2 separate regions of the Mus musculus genome follow, and region 2 is linked to region 1. Evidence: chromatin loops called from intact Hi-C (ENCODE). Cell type or tissue: gastrocnemius. All regions are shown on one strand. Links, peaks and the distances in the headings refer to the core of each region. The heading gives the core; the rest is flanking DNA.

Region 1 (8,958 bases), core at 643-8,642:
AGTAGGCAAAACACAGGGCTGTTTTCTCAGTGGTTAGCATTCCCACAATTGAGATGGAATCAACTTCTTTGGGGGAGAACTTATGTCTGCCAGGATATGGTGTTTTGTCTATCATGGGAAGATTTTTTTAGTAGACATTTTAAATACCATATTCAGCAAATCTCTGAGGAGTTTTGGGGATATTAAGTATACCTTATTTTAAATTTTACTTTTGTATACTTTTTGAGTCTTATCCTTGAAAACAGGAGGCTAAATAAAGCCTGTCCCTGTAAATGAATTACATTTGTACTGGGCATGCTTATAAATGCAGTTCTGAGCACATTAAAGAATTAGATCATTTATAAGGTGACTGACCATTAATTTGCATGTCTTAATTGTCTTCAACAGTCTGCAAGTATTCAGCTTTTATGAAATTAGGATTTTACAATGTTATCCCCTGTTAAGTTTTACTTTTAACATTTAAATTGAAGATTTACTTGAAAATCTCTAGCAGGAAAATAAAACTTTAAATAATAAATTCATAGAGGGATTGAGAACCTTAAAAATTATAAATACAATCTACAGAAAGACTAGGAATCTTAAATTTTATCTTTTTATAGTGTATCATTACATAATATTAGTTTTTTTTTGTTTTTTGTTTTTGTATATCTCAGTTTATCCAAATAGCTAAAGTTGAACAAGTTAGCAAAGTTAAAGAGGCTAGAAATATATCCTTAGGTCAGTTTCTGCCAGCCTGAATAGATGTTAGGAATTTATAAATCTCATTTATCAAATATACCTCACACGGTCACAGGAGATCAGAAGGACTCCTCTTTTTTGTTTCAGAGATTCGGTCTCTGATTGCATCTGATCTTTTCTATATATCTCCAAATGTCTGAACTCTGAAACAGAACAGAATAATTTACCAATCTCAAAATCTCAAATGTGCATTTTTTTTTCAATTTGAGATTTTCTGGTGGTCACAGTTTGGGCTCCCACCTATGAATTACCAAGTCAGCCTTCACACTGCTCTCACTTGGGGGCCTATCTCTGACTAGTGACCATTAATTGGTTGCAGCTATGATCTCAGGCTCCCTGCACTTCAAGTCCACTGGCATCTGTAACTTGAATTTTTCAAAGTCTACCTTTTTTGTTTGTTTTTGTTTTTCGAGACAGGGTTTCTCTGTGTAGCCCTGGCTGTCCTGGAACTCACTTTGTAGACCAGGCTGGCCTCGAACTCAGAAATCCGCCTGCCTCTGCCTCCTGAGTGCTGGGATTAAAGGCATGCGCCACCACGCCCAGCCAAAGCCTACTTTTAATGATAGTTATTAAATGCTTTAACCTTCCTTCTAGCCCACCACCCACCAGAGATAGTGGAAAAGAAAGGATACGAGGGAAGTGGGCCTGTTTAGAAATGGTTCTTTGGAGCAAATTCGATCTTTGTTGTTCCCAGGTCAGTGGTGGCAGCTCATTCATCTCGCAGACACTTCACAAACACACCAGCAATTCAGTTCAGCAGAGTCAGGAGAGCAAACAAACCAGCAGCAGTGGCGCGACCTAGCAGAGACCGTCAGGCCTCAGCTGAATTGGCATGAGATGGCAGGAGGGATTTGGACCAGCAAGGACATCAGGAGAAATTCTCTACTTTGTCTCTCTCAACAAAGGGAAGATCAACTAAGATGCAAGACCAAGAAGCTTTTAGCTATGCAAGCAAGCCAAGCTCCTCTCACAGTCCGTTGAGTCCTCTTTATACTCTCCAAATATCAAGTGCCCTCCATGGATCTTGCCTCACCACGTGTCTTGCCCCAGCTGACATCACTCTGCCAATTGGCCAGAATACTTGGAAGCAGTAAGAAGCTGCAGCACACCACCAGAAGTTTTTTTGTGCATTTCTTTCTATGAAGTCCCAATAAAAGGAGCTCAACTATGCAATATAAGGCAGACTAATACATGTGTGTTGTTAGCAAAAAACCCTTCATCACATGTCCTTTCATGTGCTTGCTTTAACAGGACATCCTTTCACCTGTGTCTGCTTCAGTGAAACTTTCCTTCACGAGTCAGCCTTATCCTTTCACCTGTGTCCACTTCAGCAAAATGTTCCTTCATGCATTTGCCCCAGCAAAACACAATCTGACACAACTGACTTTCCAAAGAACCCATTACGTTTTCAGTTCCAGGGCCTATCCTGGTCTTGGGGTCCCCGAGATTCCAAGTTTTGGTGCCTAGCCCAGATCTCTAGCCCTAAGTCAAGAGTTTTGCTTGGGACCTTAAAAAAATGTTACAGAGTTTAAATCCAGCAGGAAAAGACCATATACTCAATTCAAATGATAATTAAATGAATTTATCAATTACTGTTAGCAGGTATAGTTAGAGTTTCTATTGTTTTGATGAAACACCCTGACCAAAAAGCAAGTTGGGGAGGAAAGTGTTCATTTGTCTTATGCTTCCATATTACTGGTCATCCCTAAAGGAAGTCAGGACAGAAACACAAAGAAAACAGGAACCTGGAGGTAAGATGCTGATGCAGGGGCCATGGAGGGTGCTGTTTACTGCCTTGCTCCTCATGGTTTGCTCAGCCTGCTTTCTTAGAGAACCCAGGTCAGTCAGCTCAGGGATGGAACCACATACAAAGGTCTGGGCTCTCCCGCACCAATAACTAAGAAAATGCTTTACAGCTCTGCTTACAACCTGCCATGAAGGAACTTTCTTAATTGAGGGTCCCTCTATCTCAGAGGACTTCAGTTTGTGTCATGTTAACATAAAATCACTAACAAAACTGACCCTCTTGACAACTTGACACGCAAACACAACACTGTTAAGCCATAACCTTTCCTTTTCCCAAGATTCATTCATTCATTCATTCATTCATCCCCAAGATCTCACACTAAAAATATCAAGAACTAAAAAACCCACAACTCAAACACTTTCAGTCTCTTTAAAATAGCCAATCTCATTAAAATCCAAAGTCCTTTGAAACTCAAAGCTTCTCAACTGTGTGATCCTATAAATTAAATACTTTTTTTACTTCAAAAGGAAAGAACCAGGGCACAGTCACAATCACATCAAAGCAAAATCAAACTCCAAAAAATGTAAATAACTCAATGTCCAATATATGGAATTCACTCACAATTTTTGGGCTTCTCTATGGGACTAGGGTCACCTCTTCAGCTCGGGCCTCTGCAATGCACAGGTCATCTTTGAGACTCCATCAGCTTGGCTCCACTGCTGGTGTTGTTCTTGATGGTAATCCCATGGTTCTGGCATCTCCAAAATGCTGGGGTCTTCTGCCGCAACGGAGATGACCTTTCAGCAAAAGCCTCTCATTGGCTCTCTTCATGGTGCCAAACCCCAACTTCTCTGCATGACCCCTTCATTCCTGGGTCTTTAACTGTCAACGAGGCTGTACCTTCACCAATGGCCTTACCTGGCCTCTCCCAGTGCCAAACCTCAGCTGCTTTTCAGGACCCCTTCATTCCTTCAAAACCAGTACCTCCTGGGTGACTCTTATACTACCAAGTATGGCTGCCAGTGGGAGGCACTGGCAGTTCTGGCACTACTGGTACACAGATTCTGTAAGCTTTCAGAAAACATTTTCTAGAAGATTTCTCCTCGTTAATGCTTGTCTCAATCACTCCCAAGTTCTCAGCTCCAGCTGAGGAGCATCAAGTATCTTAGCAGAGCAAACGTTTCACTTTAGCAGTTCTGATATCTAGTTAATCGCAGCTGTTTCTTCAGCCTCAGCTAACCAGAACCATGGGATCTTAATTCAAAATAACAATGGCCACAATAGAGTCTTTAAACTTTCCACTGAAACTTTATGAACCAGGCCACCCTGAATTGCCTTCAACATTCATATCTTCCAAGCTTCTACAGAACAGCTCACCAAGTATTGAACACCGAATGGCTTTTCTTGAACAGAGTTCCAAAGTCATTTCATAACCATCCCCCAAACAACATAGTCATGTCTGTTGTAGCAATTTCCAACTCCTTGTATTAACTTGTCATAGGGTTTTTATTGTTGTGATGAAACACCATGACCAAAAAGGCAATTTGGGAAGGAAAAGGTTTATTTGTATTATGCTTCCATATCACTGTTCATCATCAAAGGAAGTCAGGACAGGAACTGAAACAGGACAGGAACCTGGAGGCAGGAGCTGATGCAGAGGCTATGGAGGAGTGCTGCTTACTCCTCATGGCTTGCATAGCCTGCTTTCTTATAGTCACTATGTATTTGGAGTGGTGCTCAACTATGGCATGCTATGGAAACAAACAAAAAATTTGAGTTCCTCTGGCCAGCCTATTTGAAATAGTTAACAAATGTCAGAATTACTGAATGGTACCCATTTTCCCAAACAATTAGCCATTACTAAAATCCTGATACATTCTAAAGCAAAGACCGAGGAAACAAAAGGTAATAATTTGGCTTATAAAGCAGCAAAGGGCTGCACTACATGTTACTGTATGTCCAGAGAGAGAATGTCCTATTTGTTATTCCTGCTCTGTTGCTGACCTCCTCTTTCAGGCTCAACAGATGGTGCCACTGTTGTGGTATTCGAATCCACTGGGAAAAAAAAATCAAAGTCTTAGACTCAATTCAAATTTAGATTAAATGAATTTCTTCTTACTGCTAGGTGAAGGACAGCAGCCTTAGAGTCAAATAATGTGCTGCGTGGAAGCAGGCTAAAGGGAAGATTTATAAAGGTGGATATTTAAAATGTACATGACAATTATCTATGAAATCCACAACTGGGCAAAAAAAAATGCTTTACTCCCCTCAGTTGTTCCTCTTTCCCATTGTATAATAAGAAAAAGGCCACGTCCTTCCAGTCCATAAGGTAGTTTACAAAAGCAGAAAGCAAGTGGTTAAATAACTCACAGCAGGAACATCACTGTGCCCAGGAGTATGAAAGGTTCAAGAAGTAGTACCCAGATTACAGGAAAGAGAAGCATCCCCGTTAGGTTTTTATCTCAGTGGTGCATACACTCCTGAGAGATCAACAGAAAGTTCACATCAGACACCCGAAAAAAGCAAAAATAAAACCAATAAAGTGAACACAGAAAGCACACACACTCAAAGAAGACCAGTGAGAAACAAAATACACAGTAACCATCATCATTCATACATCCGATTGAGCCTGACCACTTTGATCATAGCTCACATGTTTACAAAAAATCTTACACGTATACCAGAAAACATAGACTCATCTATACACAGAAAATAAAGAGAAAAAAACTTTCTAAAAGACCAGAAACTGGTGAGTGGACTGCATCTCTCCTTTTGCTCTGGATAGACGTGAAAAGGTTTTGTAATTGGATGAGAATGGAATGCTGTTGTTTGGCTATTGAGGGTTTGGAGTGTTCTACACACAAGTATTTACTTGGAAAGCTGATACAGTTTGGAGGAGAAGGAGGAGGAGGAGGATGGTTGGTGAGCCTAGGGCCAAACAGATGTGAGGCTGCAAAAGAGATAGAGGCTCCTAAAAAGTGGAAACTTCTAGTTTCTTTGGAAAGTTATATCAAATGATGTTTTGCTGGGGCACACAGGTGAAAGGGTGTCTTGCTAAAGCAAACACATGAAAGGATGTTTTCCTGAAGCAGACACAGGTGAAAGGATATTTGGATATAGCAAACATGTGAAAGGACACTTGATGAAATAAATATGACCCCACAGACAGTGGGAGCTGAGCACTGAGCTTTGGTTTGGTTTGATCTGCCTTGCTATTCTTCGATAAAAACACACATGTATTTGTTCACCTTATATAGCCTTGTTGAACTCAACTTGTGATAATGCTGCCAATTGAGAGAAACTTACCCAGAAACTGCTTGTGAGGTTCTTGTGGTAGCTTGCTGCTTAAAAGGCCCCATCTCAGGCTGGTTGTCAGTACTGGCAGCATCTTCATAACTGAACTACTGTTGCTGGTTCACGCCTGGTGTCTGCCTGCCTAGAGAACTGGTCTGCAGCTGCTGAATCATATTTGGTGTTTGCTACACGATTCAACTGCTACCAAAAAAGATCAAGCTCACCCCCAAAGAACTGTTGCTGAACAGGTCTGCTTCCCCCATATCCTAATAACTTTTCTCTTCCACTACCTCTGCTGGGTGGTGGGCTAGAGGAGAGGTTGAGCCCTTATTAAAAGTAGGTTGCCCAAATCTTATGCCTCCACTCCCACTTTAGATAGGAGGTCGCTTCTCAGCAAGAGAACGGGATAGGTTGGTGCCACTAGGAAGGTGTGGGTAAGGAGACTACTCCTCAGTATAGAGCTAAGGGTTGGATTTGGTGAGACTGATGAGGCTGTCACCTCACCCCAACCATAATGGAATAAGAAGGAGAGTGGATCCTCAAAACCACATGAGAACACAAAAAGTGGCTCTGGTGTCCAGAAGGAAGGATATGGATCACCTTGATACTGTGATGACTACCTGAGACTCCCTGTTGGGCACAGTAGTGGTAGTGGTCATGCCAAGAGAGTCTGGGCCCCATCAATCATCCAAGGCCAGACTTAGGAAGTCAGCTGGAGGGTGATCTGGGCTCGATGTCCCCACACCACAAAGGCCATGAGGACAGTCAGCAGCCCAGTGTTCCTCTTGATGGCACTGTGGATGTAGTTGAAATGGTTTGTGAAGGTTTGTACAGGCCCAGGCCCAGGCCCAATGGCCCTCCTAACTGCATTTGAAACAGCGACTTGGAGGTGATCAGGCTTTAGGAGCCTGGATAGCTGCTAAGGCCAGCTAAAAGGACTTAGCCAGCATCGTTTATGTTTGGGGGCCTTATCATCTCTCCTATGGTACACCTTGAAGGCCATGGCTAAGACTTCTGCCTGTGAAGTCATGGGTCCTTTCTATGGATGATTAAGCCTGGCTTTAATATCATGGAAACTCTGGGAGAAATAATATGTCATAAGGAATTGTTTTCCTTCTGGAGACTTGGGCTCCAGATCGGTATATTGCAAGAGAGGCTTTGTGAGTCAGTCTAGGAATAGAGATGAGTTCTCCTATCTTTCCTGGATGACCTCTTGGGACTTTTTTTTTTCATAATTTACTGCTTTAAGGGAGACCTTTCGGAGACTGGCCAGAAGGCAAGTAATAAATTGACACCTAGCAACAATGCACTCTGGGGTATAATTCTGTTCAAGTTTCCAGTCAGGGAATGCCCCAGCCCTGGCTAGATGGGTGGATTTCAACTGCATGTACCCTAGTCTGGTCCCAGACATGCCTGTACTCCTCAGGGAGAAGATTGTTGATGAGAAATCATATCAACATCATGAAAGGTGAGGTTGTAAGATTAGATAACATACTGGAATACTTTAATAAAGTTGGAGGAATTAACAGTGTATGAATCCAAACTTTTTTCTATTTGAAAGAGTTCACTTAGTGAGAAGGATATGTGCACCCTGACCAAGCTGTCAAGGTACACATATCCTTCTGCAAAGGATACTTAAAACTCAACAACAACCTCCTGCACAGGGAGAACCGACTGGCTTAGTCCTGGTAGGTGTGGAGAAGAGAGTAGTGGGAGAGCTAAGGTCTGAAAATGGGCATCTGAGAGGGTTGGCTTGGGGCAGTCCATTTCTTATTGCTGAGGAGGAAGAAAGGGAGACCAAAGAGTCTGGAGAGGGAATGAAGGGAATATGAGTTGAGGCTGGCAATGGGGAGGTTGGTTAGCATGACTGAAAATCGTCTAAGGATCATCTGGTTTGAGCTTCATAGCTAGGAATTGTTTTCTTTGGTTGGCTTATGCAACCTGGTCACTTTTAATCAAGATGGGAGTAAAGTCACATGGCAAAGTCTATCCTTTCCAACCCTAGTAAAGATGACTGTCAGCTATGTGGCTGCCTCCATCCTGACTGGGTGGGAGTAGGGGGGCAGCAGCTAATATGTCAGCAAGCCACATGTTTCCTTTACAGTTGTCTCTGTCTAGATTTTTAACTATGAACCCTGGTGGTATAAGCTTTAAGATAACCCTTTTGTTGCAGATTTTACTGATGTGTAATCATACCCAACATTGTTACAAATCTTGAGGTAAGATTTATGCCTTAGCAAAAGTTTTAGAGAGTTAAACCAAACTCAAAAGAGCATGAGATGTGAAGCAATAGTCCCCATTGGCACTAGACTGTCACTTTATGTTGTTTTGCTCTCCTTTCTCTGTCACATGGTCAGGTGGTTGGCCTGATATGAAACAGACTTTGGAGGAACACTTGGGTTTACAGGAGGGGGAGCCATACCCCAATCCAGAGCCCTCTTTTTCTTGAAGTGGGACAGCATAACAGAAAGTCTAATGTCATATCTAAAAGACACCTGAATCCTTGTAAAACTAAACCCAGTAAGCTGAGAACAAAGAGCACTAAGGAGTAAATTTTGGAGTCTTGGCTATATAGAGAGAAGTCTACAGGAGAGGTGAGAGATGCACCAGTCTGCCAAGAGTGTATATGGGCATGTGGGTGTGGGTGGGTGCACTCTGCAACTGGCCTATTAACTTGCTTTTTCCTCCTCCTGGGAGGCTCAGCTCCTGGCTCCTACTTTGCAACAAACTTACAGATCCATCAACCACAACTCAAAAGAAAGGACATTTACACTGTGTGGGCATGTGGGAGGAGGAAAACCAGACAAAAACTGAACAGGGCTTGGAGCAGAGATAAGAGAAACAGGGAATGGGGAATCTCTTCCCATTTCCCCAATTGCTAGCAGTATTTGTAAAGGTCCTAAATAATGGCCCTCTAATAATATTGGGATCTAGGGTGCCGTTGTGTGGCCCTTTGGGTTGGTTAGCTAAAGGAGAGTGAGGCCAATTTTTATTACAAAAATGAATAAATTTTAAGCCCTCCAGGTTAGGTGTCAGGTGTAGAGGCTGTACGTTTTCTGAAAGACATCCCAAGTGGCTGAGAAGATATGGGAGGAATCATTCCAATGGATGAGAGTGGGGAGGAAAAATGTCACTGCAACAGGTAGGTGTAGTCCTCGGGACTCAGGGAGGACTGGAGG
Region 2 (8,958 bases), core at 441-8,440, 180 kb after region 1:
GTCTCGCATCCTCTGTGAACAATCCCCAAAGCCAAGAGATGCTGCCCTGGGAGCTTGAAAACTGGAAAATCTGCAAACTCTTGCTTGTTTCTACAAAGAAATGGTCTCAGTAGTGGGGGTCCAGAGTATGTGGTCCCAAACTTTCACAGCTGTGTTTGACTCCTACTTCTGGCCAGTTCAAATCTGACTGACTTGAGCATACTTTGCATACTGGCACCTCCCTGCTGACTCTGTCACCTGCTCTCAGTGTCAGACACTCACTGTCCTTTCTCTATATACTCCTTTAGGCTTGCCTCTCTTTCTTTCCTCACTTCAGCTGCTTCAAAGGCTAAAGACAGTGAGTGGTGAGAGTGAAGTCTGTCTGTTCCCAGCAGAAAATAAAGTTGTCAACTTCAGGGAATGGAGGGATTCAAGTGTTTCCTGATCTTCTGAGTGTCTCAACACCCTTGAGATGTTGCACATTATAGCACTGCATTCTGTAGTTGGTCTTTTGACACTTTGTGGGTGCTTCTTCTTCTTCTACCCTTTTCTACCCCTTTTCTTCTACACGTTCAATCTCCTAACGCTGGATAAGAGAGAGAATGTAATGGAGGGGACATGAAACTGATCCCTAGACAGAGCCAGGAGTAGAAATGGAGCATTATAGCTAGACTAAGTCCTGCTGCTGATTAGGGGCATCAATATCCTTGGTGGGGTGGGGGGACATTTGATCTTCAGTATACCTAATTTCTTCTTCTTTTTTTTTTTAAAGATTTATTTATTCATTATATGTAAGTACACTGTAGCTGTCTTCAGACACTCCAGAAGAGGGAGTCAGATCCCGTTACGGATGGTTGTGAGCCACCATGTGGTTGCTGGGATTTGAACTTCTGACCTTTGGAAGAGCAGTCGGGTGCTCTTACCCACTGAGCCATCTCACCAGCCCTAATTTCTTCTTCTTGTTTCATCTTTATGCATGACTACTTAACAAACCATGACCAACAACCAACACTCAAACAGCAATTCACCAACAATCCACCTATTGGGGCTCTAGCACTCATATACCCTCTGAAAAGGCCCCAGAATTCCAAATGTCACACAATTGCAGAAACTATCTGCAGTTGGCAAAATCATGACACTCCTACACATTGAGGCAAGTCGGAGTCAGCTGCTATGGCAGCCCCATATCCTATACTTGGAATTCAAATGAAATATACTCTTATAATATTTCCGTGTTTTTCAAAGAAAGCAACATTCCAAAATTGACACTGCACCATTTTGTCCCTTTAAACTCAACTATGCCATGTATTGGACATCCCAGAAAATCTGTGTTCTGACAATGATGCCTCTCTTCAGGGGTGGGGACATTCAAGAGTGGCCAAGTAGTAATAGAGCTATCTGATGGTCTTCCCCACCTTCTACCATATATGGACATCTAGTATTATTGAAAACTTACCATGGTGACTTTATCAAAGCAACTAATAGTTCTCTGATCTGGTCTCCCCCACACACTCAGGTACACAACACTTTAGCTACTGTGTATGGTACTGCAGTAAATGTGGGCATTTAGCTATGGTATTTGTACATCATCTTCATTTCCTTAGGATACACATGTATCTATTATTGATAACTGCATCAATCAGCTGCATCATTTGATAGATCTTTTCGTTTTCCGAAGGACCCATATGTTCTCCTCAAGGGCTGAACTGAGTTACTACATTCAAACCAAGAGTGTATAAGAGTTTCTTTTTCTCCACAGCCTAACTAGTAATTTACTTTATAATCACTGGTGGTGAAAGAACTCAGTGGGGAAACCCCCACTCAGCTCCCGATTCGGCGTGCACCCAAGAATCACGATAGAACACAACACCTTGATGTAACAACAAGAGGTTTTTTAATGGCGGAGCTCCGGGTCGAAACGTATCTCACATAACAGGAGACAGTGGATTCGACCACGAGGCTTGGAAGCTAGGGGTTTTTATAGAAAAGGAGTGGGGCTGGGGGAGGAATTGGCGCGGTTTCACATGATTGGTCCATTTAAACATCGGCAGCCTGTAACATTTAACTTAGGTCAGAGGGGTGGGAGCTAGGGAGGCGATGGGCTTGCCCGGGCATGTCCTGGTCTGTTCTGCTATGTTCTCAGCCCCAGGTTTCAAAGCTCAGAAACAACTCTTTGGGCTATTTAACATACATTACATGAATTACAGTTTTATTTCCTTTCAGTGGTACTAATTGGAGTGGGACCTTGTAGTTCCAGTTTTCTTAAAAATATCTTTCATTTATTATTTGAGTAGTTTACATGTGTATTCAGTGCACTTTGATAATCTCTGCCCTCCACTTCCTTCTGACTCCTCTCAAGACTCCCCCACCACGTTCTGTTCCCATCTTCATGTACCCATTTTAAAACCCACTGAATCCAATTAGTGATATCTGTATGCAAATGGGTGAACTTTAATCCATGGAGCAAAGACATTGATCAAGGGTCACATCCCTAAAGAAACCTAATACTAACCTTTGCTAATCTCTGGGTAGAAAGACAATAATGTAGAAAGCAGTTTTAGATATGATAACCAATTGACAGATTGATAACCACAGGTTCTCCCTTTGGACGACAACCTCCCTAGACGCGGGTTCGTGACCTGGTTTATAGTAACAGACATGACTTCCTTCCTGTGCAGTGGGCCTTAACTATTATTGTTGCTCCCATATATTTAGTCCCCTCTTTCACTGATATGGATATCCTGTCTGGTCAGTCCAGTAAGCTCATTTAATGAAGAAAAACCCATAGGTTGTGCAGTGGGATTTTGTGCTCTTCCTTGGCACCCGGCTCCCAGGATTCCTTTCCCCAGGGCTGTAACATTTTAGGGCAACCTTTCCCAGCCAGAGCAGAGCTGTAACACTCACAATGGGAAAGCCTTTCTCCCCCAGGCTTGTGACACTTACATCTTTCTGTAACTCCTATAGACTCTCCTGGGCCTGCACTGCACCCCGCGGTCTAAGCTGCATTGGCACCCTATTCTTCTTCCCGCTCTCCAATCTCATCCACCAGTGGCAATTCTGTATGTTTACCCTTTGGTCCATGTAACTGTTGCCCCAAGACTGAGGAAGTGACTGCTAAGGATCTGGAAGTCTTCTGGCAGCCTTGGAGATGGAGCCTCCTTCCCAGCCATGGTCTTTAGACTGTGGCTGGACCACTCCACCTGCCACATCCCACCACCCTTGGAGCATCAATCCTCCAGTTTCCTTAGGCACAACTGGGTTATTGTACCCTTCCATCCCTCTTCTCCCACTTTCCCTTCTGAGCTGCCTATAATCCCACAGCTCCTCTAGGCCCTCATGGCTTTTGTGATTCGGTTTGCCAACCCTTTCCTGTGGAAGGGACCTCCCTCCTAGAGCTTGGGTTTTGTCCTCAACTTCTGCCCTCCGTGGAAGCCCTGGTACCAAGTGTCAAGTCTCTCCTTGGGCTTATTTGGCCCTCATCGAGTGTGGCAGCGAACTACTGGATAGCTTGTATCTTCCTCCAGTCCTCCCTGAGTCCCGAGGACTACACCTACCTGTTGCAGTGACATTTTTCCTCCCCACTCTCATCCATTGGAATGATTCCTCCCATATCTTCTCATCCACTTGGGATGTCTTTCAGAAAACGTACAGCCTCTACACCTGGCACCTAACCTGGAGGGCTTAAAATTTATTCATTTTTGTAATAAAAATTGGCCTCACTCTCCTTTAGCTAACCAACCCAAAGGGCCACACAACGGCACCCTAGATCCCAATATTATTCGAGGGCCATTATTTAGGACCTTTACAAATACTGCTAGCAATTGGGGAAATGGGAAGAGATTCCCCATTCCCTGTTTCTCTTATCTCTGCTCCAAGCCCTGTTCAGTTTTTGTCTGGTTTTCCTCCTCCCACATGCCCACACAGTGTAAATGTCCTTTCTTTTGAGTTGTGGTTGATGGATCTGTAAGTTTGTTGCAAAGTAGGAGCCAGGAGCTGAGCCTCCCAGGAGGAGGAAAAAGCAAGTTAATAGGCCAGTTGCAGAGTGCACCCACCCACACCCACATGCCCATATACACTCTTGGCAGACTGGTGCATCTCTCACCTCTCCTGTAGACTTCTCTCTATATAGCCAAGACTCCAAAATTTACTCCTTAGTGCTCTTTGTTCTCAGCTTACTGGGTTTAGTTTTACAAGGATTCAGGTGTCTTTTAGATATGACATTAGACTTTCTGTTATGCTGTCCCACTTCAAGAAAAAGAGGGCTCTGGATTGGGGTATGGCTCCCCCTCCTGTAAACCCAAGTGTTCCTCCAAAGTCTGTTTCATATCAGGCCAACCACCTGACCATGTGACAGAGAAAGGAGAGCAAAACAACATAAAGTGACAGTCTAGTGCCAATGGGGACTATTGCTTCACATCTCATGCTCTTTTGAGTTTGGTTTAACTCTCTAAAACTTTTGCTAAGGCATAAATCTTACCTCAAGATTTGTAACAATGTTGGGTATGATTACACATCAGTAAAATCTGCAACAAAAGGGTTATCTTAAAGCTTATACCACCAGGGTTCATAGTTAAAAATCTAGACAGAGACAACTGTAAAGGAAACATGTGGCTTGCTGACATATTAGCTGCTGCCCCCCTACTCCCACCCAGTCAGGATGGAGGCAGCCACATAGCTGACAGTCATCTTTACTAGGGTTGGAAAGGATAGACTTTGCCATGTGACTTTACTCCCATCTTGATTAAAAGTGACCAGGTTGCATAAGCCAACCAAAGAAAACAATTCCTAGCTATGAAGCTCAAACCAGATGATCCTTAGACGATTTTCAGTCATGCTAACCAACCTCCCCATTGCCAGCCTCAACTCATATTCCCTTCATTCCCTCTCCAGACTCTTTGGTCGCCCTTTCTTCCTCCTCAGCAATAAGAAATGGATCTTTTCTTTATTTATATTTTCTTTTATATTTAGTAACATGCTTGGGAGGTCCTGAAGGAGAGTGAGAGATTAAAAAGAAAAATATTTTTCTATGTTAAAAAATGGGAAACACAATGGCACAGTGCATCTGGATCCTATATGATTTTGTTTCACTTATCAGCATACAGATAATTGTTTTCAGTAATGATCACAGTTTTGTATATACTGTTTAAGAGAGATCAGAGAGAAAGGAGACTTCTATAAGGAAAGGACTAAAACAATCTTTACTAAGTTACAAACAATAGAACAAAATTTACACCATTCTTTGAATCATGAATTTCAGAGGAATCCAAACTAAAGCCCACAGCGCCACCATGTGGCAACATCTCAGAATGACAGACATTAAATTCCTAGCTTAAAAAGACTGAGTTAGAAGCTGAGTTAGCTGGACAGTGGTGGCGCATGCCTTTAATCCCAGCTCCCAGCACTTGGGAGGCAGAGGCAGGAGAATTTCTGAGTTCGAGCCTGATCTACAGAGTGAGTTCCAGGACAGCCAGGGCTACACAGAGAAACAGAGAAACCCCGTCTCGAAAAAACAAAAAAACAAAACAAAAAAGAATACAGATTCTATTGTGGATGCCAACAAGAGTATAGCTGTCGCCTGAGAGGCTCTGCCGGTGCCTGACAAATACAGAGGAGGATGTTGGCATCCTGAGCACGAGGTTGCACGAGGTTCCCAATGGAGGAGTTAGAGAAAAGACTGAAGGAGCTGAAGGGGTTTGCAACCCCATAGGAAGAACAACAATATCAACCAAACAGAGCTCCCAGGGACTAAACCACCAAGCAAAGAGCACACATGGAGGAACTCATGGCTTCTGCTGCATATGTAGCAGAGCATGGCCTTGTCAGGCATCAATAGGAGGAGAGGGCCTTGGTCCTGCGGGGAGGTGGGAGTGAGTAGGTGGGTGAGGGAACACCCTCATAGAAGCAGGGGGAGGGAGGATGGGAGAGGGGGTTTCTGGAGGGGAAACTGGGAAAGGGGATAACATTTGGAATGTAAATAAAGAAAATATCCAATAAAAAAAGAATACAGATTCTGTTTAATGAAGCCACCTTAGAGCAATGTCATACAACAGCTTATATATTTCGTTTTATAGAGTTTGAAATATTAAAGTATGAACACATGTTGATACATCATACTATTTATTGATATATATTCAGAATTTGGATGGGCTTCTGTCTACAAAAGATAGTTCTAAGATTGCACGTTTATTGGAGAGGCCTTTACAGATTGACGTTGATGTTAGTACAGCATATGTACCCAGTAGAATACAACAACTATTTTAGACATTACAGCAAAAAAAAAAAAAAAAACAAAAACAAAAACAAAAAAACCAAACCCACCATGTAACAGATGTATCTTACAGTCCTACAAGTCAGGCCATTGTATAAAACAAAAACTGATCTAAGTATACTTTAAAGAAAATGCTCTTAGAACAGAAGAGGGATGATACGGGATCTCCCAGAGGTTCTTTCCAGCTTCTGGCTATTATAAATAAGGCTGCTATGAAGATAGTGGAGCATGTGTCCTTATTACCGGTTGGAACATCTTCTGGGTATATGCCCAGGAGAGGTACTGAGGGATCCTCCAGTAGTACTATGTCCAATTTTCTGAGGAACCGCCAGACTGACTTCCAGAGTGGTTGTACAAGCTTGCAATCCCACCAGCAATGGAGGAGTGTTCCTCTTTCTCCACATCCTCGCCAGCATCCGCTGTCACAAGATACAATTTGCAAAACACAAGAAAATCAAGAAGAAAGACCAACGTGTGGATACATCATTCCTCCTTAGAATAGGGAACAAAATACACATGGAAGGAGTTACAGAGACAAAGTTTGGAGCTAAGACAAAAGGATGGACCATCCAGAGACTGCCCCACCCAGGGATCCATCCCATAATCAGCCACCAAACACAGGCACTATTGCACATGCCAGCAAGATTTTGCTGAAAGGACCCTGATATAGCTGTCTCTTGTGAGGCTATGCCAGTGCCTGACAAATACAGAAGTAGATGCTCACAGTCATCTATTGGATGGAACACAGGGCCCCCAATGGAGGAGCTAGAGAAAGTACCCAAGGAGCTGAAGGGGTCTGCAATCCTATAGGTGGAACAACAATATGAACTAACCAGTACCCCCGGAGCTCGTGTCTCTAGCTGCGTATGTAGCAGAAGATGGCCTAGTCGGCCATCATTGGGAAGAGAGGCCCCTTGGTCTTGCCAACTTTATATGCCTCAGTACAGAGGAATGCCAGGGCCAAGAAGTGGGAGTGGGTGGGTAGGGTAGCAGGGTGTGGGGAGGGTATAGGGGACTTTTGGTATAGCATTTGAAATGTAAATGAAGAAAATATCTAATAAAAAATGAAAAAAAAAAACAGAGGCAGTGCTCCAGCAGCACTCTGTTTTCTACTGCAGTGGAAACTGATGAAATCCCAGCTAAAAGACCAAGATGATTGCTTCATTCACCAAGTGAAGAACAGTCTCTACAATGCTGCGAGTTCATTTGGATTCCCGTTCCAGCTGACCACAAAATCCATGGTGTCTTCTGCTTGTAATGGGACACGGAATGTGGCCCCTTCTGCAGAGGTATTTTCAAACTCTTCATCTTGTGAACTGATGAGTTCTGGGTCGTGCAGCAGCATGCTGAAACTGGGTAATAAATCTCCTAACGAAATAAGTGACTATCCAAAGATCAGAATGACAGTGACCCGAGGTCAGCCACAGAGAGTCCTGCCCTCCTTTGGTTTTATGCTGAAATCGGAAGGCTATAATAGAAGGCCAAGTGGTCATTGCCATAGCAAAAGCAATCCAGAGAGTTCCTTAACATGGAACCCTCAGGAGCAAGGTGTAACAGAGATGATTTCCGAAGAGGGTGGCAAGGGTGTGAGGTGTCCTCACTGCACCATGGAGGAGGATGTCCAAAAAGATGAAAGAGAAAAATATCGAAAGTTATTGGAGCGTCTTAAAGAAGGTGCTCATGGAAGCATGTTCCCTCCTGCAGTTTCACACCAGACTTCTCAGAGAATTCAAATGGACACTTTAAAGACCAAAGGCTGGGTGGAGGTGCAGAACCATGGCGTCAGAACAACCCATTTTGTTCCCAAACAGTATAGAGTTGTTGAAACAAGAGAACCTGTCTGTTCAATGAGAAGTGAAAAGCTGATACAGAGAAGGTGGTGGTGGGACTCCGATTTGAAAAGGAATGCACAAAAGGACACCAAATGGAGCCTGATCTGTCAGAAGTGTCTGCCTGACTTCGCCTGGGAAGTGGAAGCAATGGCTTACTCAGAAGGAAAATATCAGTGCTTGAGCCAAAGGAAAAGAACTTCCCAAGCAAAGAGAAGGACAGAAGAACAGAAGATCTCTTTGAACTTACAGAGGACATGGAAAAGGAAATCAGTAATGCCCTGGGCCACGGCCCACCAGATGAGATTTTGAGCAGCGCTTTCAAGTTGTGAATCACCCGAGGAGATATCCAGACCTTAAAGAACTATCACTGGCTCGATGATGAGGTCATTCATTTTTATATGAATCTTTTAGTGGAAAGGGGTAAAAAGCAAGGCTATCCAGCACTTCACGCATTCAGTACATTCTTCTATCTTAAGCTAAAGTCTGGAGGTTACCAAGCAGTGACAAGATGGACCAAAGCTGTGAATCTCTTCGAACAAGAACTTGTTCTGGTACCTATTCATCGGAAGGTACATTGGTGCCTAGTAGTGATGGACCTAAGAAAAAAGTGTCTTAAATATCTGGATGCTATGGGACAAAAAGGCCATGGGATCTATGAGATTCTTACCAAAAGAAATACAGATCTCAACCTCTTAGAGTGGACTACAGCATGAAGCCACATGAGATTCCTCAACAGTTGAATGGGAGTGGTTGTGGAAGGTTTACTTGTAAATATGCAGATTATATTTCTAGGGACAAACCTATCATATTCGCTCAGCACCAGATGCCTCTCTTCCGGATGGAGACGGTGTGGGAAATCGTTCACCAGCAGTTGCTGTG

What was found. Hi-C counts contacts between places; a loop is a spot of excess contacts. Peaks named below come from ENCODE experiments on the same cell type or tissue, not always from the same donor. Only the 100,000 strongest peaks of a DNase experiment are listed, where the experiment ranks them.
Region 2: a loop joins it to region 1, with 8 times the contacts of the local background. A loop is called at or near these places in 6 of 42 quality-filtered maps.

Annotation. Positions count from the first base shown.
Region 1 is chrX:94,854,134-94,863,091 of GRCm38, reverse strand. No RefSeq gene overlaps it. Among named protein-coding and RNA genes, the nearest start is that of Gm39526, 120 kb to the right of the region's middle. In gastrocnemius, for the core only: no CTCF peak of the experiment used is centred there; no DNase peak of the experiment used is centred there.
Region 2 is chrX:94,671,498-94,680,455 of GRCm38, reverse strand. It overlaps the pseudogene Gm5402. Among named protein-coding and RNA genes, the nearest start is that of Gspt2, 40 kb to the right of the region's middle. In gastrocnemius, for the core only: a CTCF peak has its summit at 5,261 (motif pointing left); a DNase peak (open chromatin) is centred at 5,289.